Linked DNA regions of Homo sapiens: region 1 is linked to region 2. The links are chromatin loops, found by intact Hi-C in ENCODE. Cell type or tissue: ascending aorta. All regions are shown on one strand.

Region 1 (5,000 bases), 86 kb before region 2:
CCAAGGGAATAGAATAAAAACCACAAGGGCATGATCAGGAGCTATCAAAAAGTGTCCCAAGACTGGGCACAGTGGCTCACACCTGTAATCCCAGCACTTTGGAAGGCCAAGGCGGGCGGATCACCTGAGATCGGGAGTTCAAGACCAGCCTGACGAACATGGTGAAACCCCATCTCTACTAAAAATTAGCCAGGCATGGTGGTGGGCACCTGTAATCCCAGCTACTCGGGAGGCTGAGGCGGGATAATCGCCTGAACCCAGGAGGCGAAGGCTGCAGTGAGCCAAGATCAAGCCATTGCACTCCAGCCTGGGTGACAGAGCAAGACTCTGTCTCAAAAAAATAAGAGTCCCAAATACCTGCCCCCAAGCGAATAGAAAAAAAACCACAAAGGCATGATCAGGAACTATCAAAAAGAGTCCTGGGTAACCAGCCTGGCCAACCTTGCAAAACCCCACCTCTACTAAAAATATAAAAATTAGCCAGGCATGGTGATGCACACCTGTAGACCCAGCTACTTGGGAGGCTGAGGCAGAAGAATCGCTTGAACCCAGGAGGCAGAGGTCGTAGTGAGTCCAGATTGCACCACTGCACTCCAGCCTGGGCAACAGAGCAAGACCTTGTCTCAAAAAAAAAAAAAAAAAAAAAAAAAAAAAAAAGAATCCTGGATAAATGGCCCAGCATGACCAAGGGAGACAGTGGAATACGGCAAGAGCCACACTGAAACAGCAGCTATGGTTTGATCATTCTGGCTGGACTCAGCTATACTGCGGCTAGGGAACATCTGGGTTTGAAGCTCCGGGACATCATCGGGCAAAGCACACTGGGCTTGTCCTGCCCACACACACTGTGACCGCCGGTATTAACCGTAGAAACTAGATGCTTTATTCATAGGATTTTTCTCTGCACAGTAAAGCTCTCAGAGCAAAACACAGGCTGATCTGAGCTTGAGAGAAAGGGATTCCTATCCTAGGATGTGAACATGGGAAGGAGACCAGGCCCAGGTACCTGAAGCTTACACCCGCCTAGTCTTAGATTTCTTGATGGATTCTGGGCTTGCCTTCACCTCAACACCACGCCATTCAGCCTGTCCCGTCTCCTAAAGTGTAGAAGGCTGGAGATTATATGATACAGCCTGCAAGACTCTGAGTGGTGCTGTTCAAACCAGCAAGAAGGACTTCTCTGGCATGAGGGAAAGCAATACACCTGTCTCTCTCCCAGATAAAAGGAAGAGGCGAGCTCACAGAACAGACGTGGCAGGAGCTCCACCTGCAGCAGCCAACCTCCCCCTTGTCTGAGTACTGGAGCCCTCAGTTGTCCCAGATACCAACGTGAGCCCAGGGGAAAGATGACAGCCCTCTAAAAATGCAAGAAAACACATCGAACATTTCATTTTATAGGAGAGAAGTGGAGTCATTCTCAGGCAGGTTAGTAACTTGGCACTGGTCTTCATGGCCCTGATGTAATATACTTCGTTTTCTCCTGAAACCCCTGAAACCTTCCTGGATTATCCAACAGCTCTTAGCAAGACAGAGGCTGTTAGAAATATGCAGAATCCCTAAGTAGTTTGGGGGCACATTCCATTTTTCTAGACAATTAAAAAAAAAAGAGTATATTTGACTAAGGTGTCCACCAAAAAGTCCCAAACAAATCAATAAGGGTTAATTAGTAAACCTCAGTTACCTCAAGATCTTACTAAGCCATAAAATCCACTGCCAATAATGCCTTGTTGGAGTTATGAAAACAAAACAAAATAATTCATAAAGTAGTAAGAACTATTAAAGTAAAATCATTAAAGTTCATTCATTTGAAGTGGACCATCAAGGGTAATATGAAAAGGACTACTACTACTACATCAGCTGCCACCAGCTCTATCACTAAAATACCGTATTTTTTAAAGTTACATAGACATGGGCCAGGCGTGGTGGCTCACGCCTCTAATCCCAGCACTTTGGGAGGCCGAGACGGACAGATCACAAGGTCAGGAGTTCAAGACCAACCTGGTCAACAAGATGAAACCCTGTCTCTACTAAAAATATAAAAATTAGCTGGGCGTGGTGACAGGCACCTGTAGTCCCAGCTACTCGGGAGGCTGAGGCAGGAGAATGGCGTGAACCCGGGAGGCGGAGCTTGCAGTGAGCCGAGAGCTCGACACTGTGCTTCAGCCTGGGCGACAGAGCAAGACTCTGTCTCAAGAGAAAAAAAAAAAAAAGTTACATAGATGTCATTTTTCACTAAGGCTGAAAAAAGTATTCTATCTAATTATTCACTGCTTACTAAAAATTCTAAAAAACTCAACTTAGTTTATTAAATCACTATGACAACAGGATCCACCCAGAGTCATGTTTCTGGTGGAAAAGCTACTGTGGTAACCACTTATTTACAAAAGAAAACCTAACGAGAAAACCCAACATATACAAAGTCCTAAGAAGCTGAAAAAACAGTTTTTCTAATCTCAGTATTTTCTGCAACCTAGAAGTTAACAAGAACTCTATTTTTGCGTGTGTGTGTGTGTGTGTGTGTGTGTGTGCATTTTCTCTTCTGATCTAAGACTGAATCACTTTCTGGCTTCATTCAGAATCCACTGAGGCCCGGTGGGGAGTGAGGTGTGCAATTTTATGCACTAAGAAAACCACAGCGGTGACTCATGTCTAATATGTGCCCTGCATGTTGTCAAGAAAGGCTGTGGAAAAGTCAGGAAACAGGACTTGGCTCTGGTTATCGCGTGTATTTCCCCATTTTTCATAGTAACTTGGAAAATGTTGCTACCCAACATTGGAAAATGTTACTGCGCAGTGTTCACAGGTGTCGGGATAACCCAGTTCTATTCTGGGAACTTTGAGTTCCGTGGCCCCAGGCTCCCAACCTCACCTCCTTGAGTTTGGTTTTCTCACTCTTGCCTTTTATTTATTTTTTTTTTCATAGGGGCAGAAAGTAGGGGTGAGTATTCATGAGATCATGGCTGTTGAGTTTTGAGGAAAATATATGGTAAAGTCATTATAGCTTATAAAATCTCCCGTCCCTGGGGTTTTAAAAGGCAGGAGGGAATGCCATTCATTTGAGATGATGAAGTTTGAAACGGATGACCTCTCAGACACCTTTCCGAATGTGAGGTCCAAAAGAGACAGGGAAGTTCATTCAATAGGGAAAGTCAAGCACCAATGTTGAAACAGGCAGCTGCTCTTAAGTGTTCTGTGAGCAACGGCTTCGGACACACCACGCCCGCGACTGAGGCCTTCCACCTATGGCCACTCTCGGCTGAGGCCTTCCATCTATGGCCACTCTGCAGGACATCCCTCGGCAGGGGTGGACGGTCACTCCCCATCTCCCACCACGTGGGGGTCTGCAACTCCCAGACACACCCAGCAATTGGAACCTTTGCTCAACTGACTGATCAAGTCTTTTCTAGTAATACCTTCATTCGTTTTAATACTTTTTAAAAGGTTTCATTTTGGACTAGCAAATCAGAAAAAAAATTTAATGCTGATCACTGGCAAGGATGTGATAAGAAGGTCATGCTCACACATTGCTAGTTGGAGTGCAATACATAACTTTTTTTAAAATAAGAGAGAGTCTTGCTCTGTCACCCAAGCTGGAATGCAGTGCATGATCCTAGCTCACTGCAGCCTCAAACTCCTAGGTTCAAGCAATCCTCCCACCTCAGCCTCCCCAGTAGCTAGGACTACAGGCATATGCCACGGTGCCCAGCTAATTCTTTAAAATTTTTTGTAGAAATGAGGATGTGGCTATGTTGCCCAGACTGCTCTTGAACTCCTGGCCTCAAGTGACCCTCCCATCTCAGCCTCCCAAAGTGCTGGGATTACATGCATGAGCCAGATGCCCAGCCCATCTCCATCTCTAATCAGTCAACAGCTGGCCAAGCTTTCTTCTTTCACAAGGCATGGCCGCGTTGCAATCATATGTTTTGATGGCATGTTCTCTGCCTCATCTGACCTGCTGGACTGAGGCCTACCAAGTAATTCATTCTCCTCCCACACCCTGGGGATCCATATTCATTCTTGCTTACTGCATCATCTGGCAGGGCGAGGGCTTCTTTTAAAGAGCATCGAGGCCAGGCGTGGTGGCTCACTCTTGTGAGCACTTTGGGAGGCCAAGGCGGGCCTCTTGAGGCCTTGAGGTCAGGAGTTCGAGACCAGCCTGGCCAACATAGTGAAACCTCGTCTCTACTAAAAATACAAAAATTAGCCGGGTGTGGTGGCAGGCGCCTGTAATCCCAGCTATTCGGGAGGCTGAGGCAGGAGAATCACCTGAACCCAGGAGGCGGAGGTTGCAGTGAGCCAAGATCATGCCACTGCACTCCAGCCTGGGTGACAGAGTGAGGCTCCATCTCAAAAAAAAAAAAGGCAAAAAATAATTATTACTGTTATAAAGAGCATAGAGATGCCCACTACCCATTGGCCTTCCACATAAGAGTGTAGCCACTCCATCGCAGGACCTCCGTGTTCCTTGCTTACACAGCTCCCCAGATGGCCAGCCTCGGGCCTCCCCCAGCCCTCATTTCTGAAGGAGCCAGGAGGTAGAGGAAACACTAGGAGGCTTGGAACTCAACTGTGGCTGAACCCCAGTTCCCAGGCCAACAGCCCAGGGCCAAGCCATCTCCCCACCCCAGCCGGAGCCCCAGAGGCTGCCCTCTGCAGAACCCTGAGCAATTCCCCTGGCTGGATGCCACCTAAACAACTCCTGGTTACCTCTTGCTCTGTAAGGGATCCCGCCTCTGTTTTCTTTCTCTCGAACCTGTTTTCTCTGGCACAGCAGTATCCCCAAAATTCCTTGCTCTCTTCAAAACATGACATTGACAGTCTGTTCAAACCTCCCTGGAGCATCACCCAAATCCACAGTGTAGTTCTCCTGTTCTTTGTCTCTCTCTCTCTCTCTCAGTCTCTTTTTCTGTCTTACATACACACACAGATGGAAGAAGACTCAGAAGGTCATAGGGTCCATCATCCTGCGTCTAGGTAATAAAAATAATATTAACAGCTAA
Region 2 (5,000 bases):
CACCCTCTGCCTACCCTCCACCCTCCAGTGGGCCCTGCTCTCTGTTGTTCCCTTTTTATCCATCTGTACTCAATGTTTAGCTCCCACTTATGAGTGAGAACATACAGTATTTGGTTTTCTTTTTATTTTGAGATGGCATCTCGCTCTGTGGCCCATGCTAGAGTGCAGTGATGGCATCTCAGCTCACTGTAACCTCTGCTTCCCAGGTTCAAGCGATTCTCCTGCCTCAGCCTCCTGAGTAGCTGGGATTACAGGTGTGCACCACCATACCTGGCTAATTTTTATATTTTTAGTAGAGATGGGGTTTTGCTATGTTGGCCAGGGTGGTCTTGAACTGCTGACCTCAAGTGATCCACTCACCTTGGCCTCCCAAAATGCTGGGATTACAGGCGTGAGCCCCTGTGCCTGGCCAGCATTTGGTTTTCTGTTCCTGTGTTATTAACTTAGGATAATCACCTCCAGCTCCATTCATGTTGCTGCAAAGGACATGATTTTGTTCTTTTTATGGCTGCGTAGTATTCCATGGTGTGTATGTTCCAGATTTTCTTTATCCAATCCACCATCGATGGGCATCTGGTTGATTCCATGTCTTTGCTATTGTGAATAGTGCTGCGATGAACATATGAGTGCATATGTCTGTATGGTATAACAATCTATAGCAAGATAGCTTTTGACAGATGGGGAAATTGAGGCATCAGAACTTGCCCAAGATCACAAGGCTCATCAGAAAAGAGTGGAGCCTGCAATAAGTTTCCATCTGAAAGCAAAACCCGCTGTGCTGTCCTGCTCCAGAGAATGTCACTGAGAGGAGGACTGCAATGCTTCATTTTATGTGTCAACTTGATGGCACCACGGGGTAACGATGAAGTAGAAAACCCTCCCCATTGTGGGAGGGCATCGACCAATCCACTGAGGGCCTGAATAGAGCAAACAGTTGGAGGAAAGAGGAATTTGCTCCTTTTTCCCCTTCCTGGCTGATTGTTTGAGCTGGGACATCCAATTTCTCCTGCCCTGAGGTCAGGAGTTCGAGACCAGCCTGGCCAACGTGGTGAAACCCCGTCTCTACTAAAAATACAAAAACTAGCCAGGTGCGGTGGTACTTGCCTGCAGTCCCAGCTGCACAGGAGGCTGAGGCACGAGAATCACTTGAATCCGGGAGTTGGAGGTTGCAGTGAGCCGAGGTCACACCACTGCACTCCAGCCTAGGTAACAACAAAAAAAACCTTGGAAAAATGTCTAGGTCTGTATTTATCACTACTTGGTCCTGAGAGTGGCACTGAGGACAGAGATCACATCCAGAGGTTCTGTTCTGCTGCTACTAGCATGGGAAAGCCCAGTGTTCCTTGATACCAGTACAGATGTGAAGCCTTTTCCCTTCAGCTATCTGCCTTCTGCTGAGAAAGGAGAGAAGCCAGAAGCAGGTTTCCCCACCTGTCCCATGTGCACCGACCCCGCACACGCTCACCTATGACAATGTTACTCATGCCATTTCCCTAAGGCATTTAAGTCACCGGGCAATTAAAACCCAAGATGCTGGGTGTGTGGATCCAATCAGGGCAGCCTTCACAACGCCCAATTATTACCCGGAAATCCAGCATTGTTCTGGAATCCCTGAGGTTTCTTCAAGATGACACTTGCATTTCTAAGCACAGAACTCCAACTTCTTCTTCATTACCCTACCGGCCTATTTCCCAGGAAGTAAACAAGCACAATGTCATCATTCTATTCTATCCCGAACCTTCCTACAGCTCCCTGGCAGAAGGTTAGCGGGGGTTTTCTCTCTCTAGTTTGGCTGACTCAGATCTCTCCTCTCCCCCTGGTTGCCTTGAGGAGGCCGAGGTTCTAGGTTTTCTGGTTTCAAAATAAATTGGCAGAAATCTGAAATGATGCCAATACCGCCTTCCTGCCCGCAGGCAGCTGGGTCCCAGTGGGAGGTCTCTTAGCAACCAGGCTCAAATCAAATATTTGGGCGTCTGGACACATTCTGATTGGAATGAGATCATAAACAAAAACTTCTCTCTTTCCCTCAACCCAGTTACCAAGCCCCTGGGTTGCTGCCCTGCACCAGGGAAGTCCGTGACTCATGCGGAACCTTCAGTTACAGGCAGGCCCCACAATGAGACATCGCAGTCCCAGACGGCCAGGCCAGAGATCCACTTCTATTTCTGTCTTGATAGGTAGCCTTGCACAAGACATGCCAGCTTCAACTTTTTTGTGGCTGTGCCTACCTAAAACCCAAAGTTTTAATTTGATCCCAAAGTTTTAAAGGAGCTTCTGCACGCAGCTCCTTCCAGAAATCAAACTGTTCCCAGGTTCAAGGAGGCATGAGCTTCAGTTCAAGTCAGAAGCAAACCAGAAGAAACGAGGGTTTCTGAGTCCTCTCTTCCTCCATCTGCCATCTCGTCCTTCTCTCCACCTTCCCTGCAAGTGACAAATGACGCAGGGTTGAGAGAAGGGGCAGATGGATGCTAGCCAAGGGTAGTTTCACATCTTTTATTTTCCAACCTCTAATCCCAAGTTTTGTACACTCAGAAAAACAAAATACACCAATTTTGGCTTTGGTTGCTAATTTCAATTGGTATCCTTACACACAGGGGAGATTTTATCTCAGTTTTTTTTTTTTTTTTTTTTTTTTTTTTTTGAGATAAAGTCTCACTCTGTCCCTCAGGCTGGAGTGCAATGACGCGATCTTGGCTCACTGCAGACTCCGCCCAGCTAATTTTTGTATTTTTTTAGTACAGACGGGGTTTTGCCATGTTGGGTAGGCTAGTCTCGAACTCTTGAACTCAGGTGATCCACCCACCTCGGCCTCCCAAAGTGCTGGGATTACAGACATGAGCCACCATGCCCAGACATAAAACTCTATTGTATGGATATAAAAGCTGAGATAAAGTCTCCCCTGTATATAAGGATACCAATTGTCACCTTTAAAGATACCCTACCCCTTACCCTGGGGGACAAACATTGCCAGGTCCTAAATAAGCACTTAAAGAATTGAATTAGCACCCAAAACACCTGGAAAGTCATTTCTTCTTTCAGTGGTAATAAGCAAGTGGTAAATTAGGCACCACTGGTTTGCCTCCACCATGCTCTAATTTTGTGGCTTCAAGGGCGGCAGGTTGCGTAACTCCTCTCAGTCTCAGTTTCCATATCTGGAAAATGGAAATAATAGTAGTACAGACAGTCGTCTACTTACAATAATTTAACACATAATTTTTCTTTTTTTTTTTTTTGAGACAGAGTTTTGCTCTTGTCGCCCAGGCTGGAGTGCAGTGGCACGATCTTAGCTCACCGCAACCTCTGCCTCCTGGGTTCAAGCGATTCTCCTGCCTCAGCCTCCTGAGTAGCTGGGATTACAGATGCATGCCACCATGCCCAGCTAATTTCTGCATTTTTAGTAGAGACAGGGTTTCACCACCTTGGCCAGGCTGGTCCTGAACTCCTGCCCTCAGGTGATCCGCCCACCTTGGCCTCCCAAAGTGCTGGGATTACAGGCATGAGCCACCACGCCAAGCCTAACTTAGAATTTTTCAGCTTTATGATGATGTGAAAGCAATTTGCATTTAGTAGAAACTACTTTGAGGCCGGGTGTGGTGGTTCATGCCTGTAATCCCAGCACTTTGAGAGGCCAAGGTAGTCAGATCGATTGAGCCCAGGAGTTCAAGACCAGCCTGGGTGACATGGCAAAACACTGTCTCTACTAAAAATACAAAACTTAGACGTGTTGGCGAGCGCTTGTAGTCCCAGCTACTCAGGAGGCTGAGGCAGGGAGAATCATTTGAGCCTGGGAGGCGGAGGTTGCAATGAGCCATGACTGCACCACTGCACTCCAGCCTGGGCAACAGAGTGAAACCCTGTCTCAAAAAAAAAAGAAAAAAGGAAAAGAAACTATACTTCGAGTACCTATACAAATGTTCGCTTTTCATTTTCAGCACAGTGTTCAATACATTCCATGAGATACTCAATACTTTTTATTTATTTATTGAGACAGAGTTTCGCTCTTTCTGCCCAAGCTGGAGTGTAGTGGTGCAATCTCGGCTCACTGCAATCTCCGCCTCCTGGGTTCAAGGGATTCTCCTGCCTCAGCCTCCTGAGTAGCCGAGATTACAGACGTGCGCCACCACGCCCCGCTAGTATTTGTATTTTTAGTAGAGATGGGGTTTCACCATATTGGTCAGGCTGGTCTCAAATTCTTGACCTCATGAACCGCCCACCTCGGCCTCCCAAAGTGCTGGGATTACAGGCATGAGCCACCTTGCCAGGCATATTTATTTATTTTTTGAGAGGGACTCTTGCTTTGTCGCCCAGGCTTGAGTGAAATGGCACGATCTCAGCTCACTGCAACCTCTGCCTCCCAGGTTTAAGCAATTCTCCTGCCTCAGCCTCCCGAGTAGCTGAGATTACAGGCGTGTGCCACCATGTTCAGCTAATTTTTTTGCATTTTTAGTAGAGATGGGGTTTCACCATGTTGGCCAGGATGGTCTTGAACTCCTGACCTCAGGTGATCCACCTACCTCGGCCTCCCAAATCAACACTTTATTTTAAAATAGGCTTTGGGTGAGATGATTTTGCCCAACTATAGGCTAATGTAAGCGTTCTGAGCACATGTAAGGTAGGCCAGACTAAGATGTGATGTTGGGTGGGTTAGTTATACTAAATGCATTCTCAGCCGGGCATGGTGGCTCACGCCTGTAATCCCAGCATTTTGGGAAGCCAGGGTGGGCAGATCATTTGAGGTCAGGAGTTCAAGACCAGGTTGGTCAACATGGTGAAACCCTGTCTCTACTAAAACTAAAAAAATTGGTCAGGCGTGGTGGCTCACGCATGTAATCCCAGCATTTTGGGAGGCTGAGGCGGGCAGATCACCTGAGGTCAGGAGTTTGAGGCCAGCCTAGCCAACATGGTGAAACCCCGTTTTTACTAAAAATACAAAAATTAGCTGGGGGTGGTGGTGTGTGCCTGTAATCCCAGCTACTCAGGAGGCTGAGGCAGGAGAATCG

The links. A loop is a pair of places that touch in the nucleus more often than their neighbours do. Peaks named below come from ENCODE experiments on the same cell type or tissue, not always from the same donor. Only the 100,000 strongest peaks of a DNase experiment are listed, where the experiment ranks them.
Region 1: it touches region 2 in a loop (6-fold over the local background); 4 of 110 quality-filtered maps call a loop at or near these places.

What each region holds. Positions count from the first base shown.
Region 1 is chr10:12,417,169-12,422,168 of GRCh38, reverse strand. The region is part of intron 1 of CAMK1D (calcium/calmodulin dependent protein kinase ID); the gene reads right to left. Among named protein-coding and RNA genes, the nearest start is that of CAMK1D, 70 kb to the right of the region's middle. In ascending aorta, no CTCF peak of the experiment used is centred here; DNase peaks (open chromatin) are centred at 2,618, 3,245 and 4,008; H3K27ac peaks cover 728 bases.
Region 2 is chr10:12,330,863-12,335,862 of GRCh38, reverse strand. No RefSeq gene overlaps it. Among named protein-coding and RNA genes, the nearest start is that of CAMK1D, 16 kb to the left of the region's middle. In ascending aorta, no CTCF peak of the experiment used is centred here; DNase peaks (open chromatin) are centred at 2,072 and 2,728; H3K4me3 peaks cover 453 bases; H3K27ac peaks cover 3,116 bases.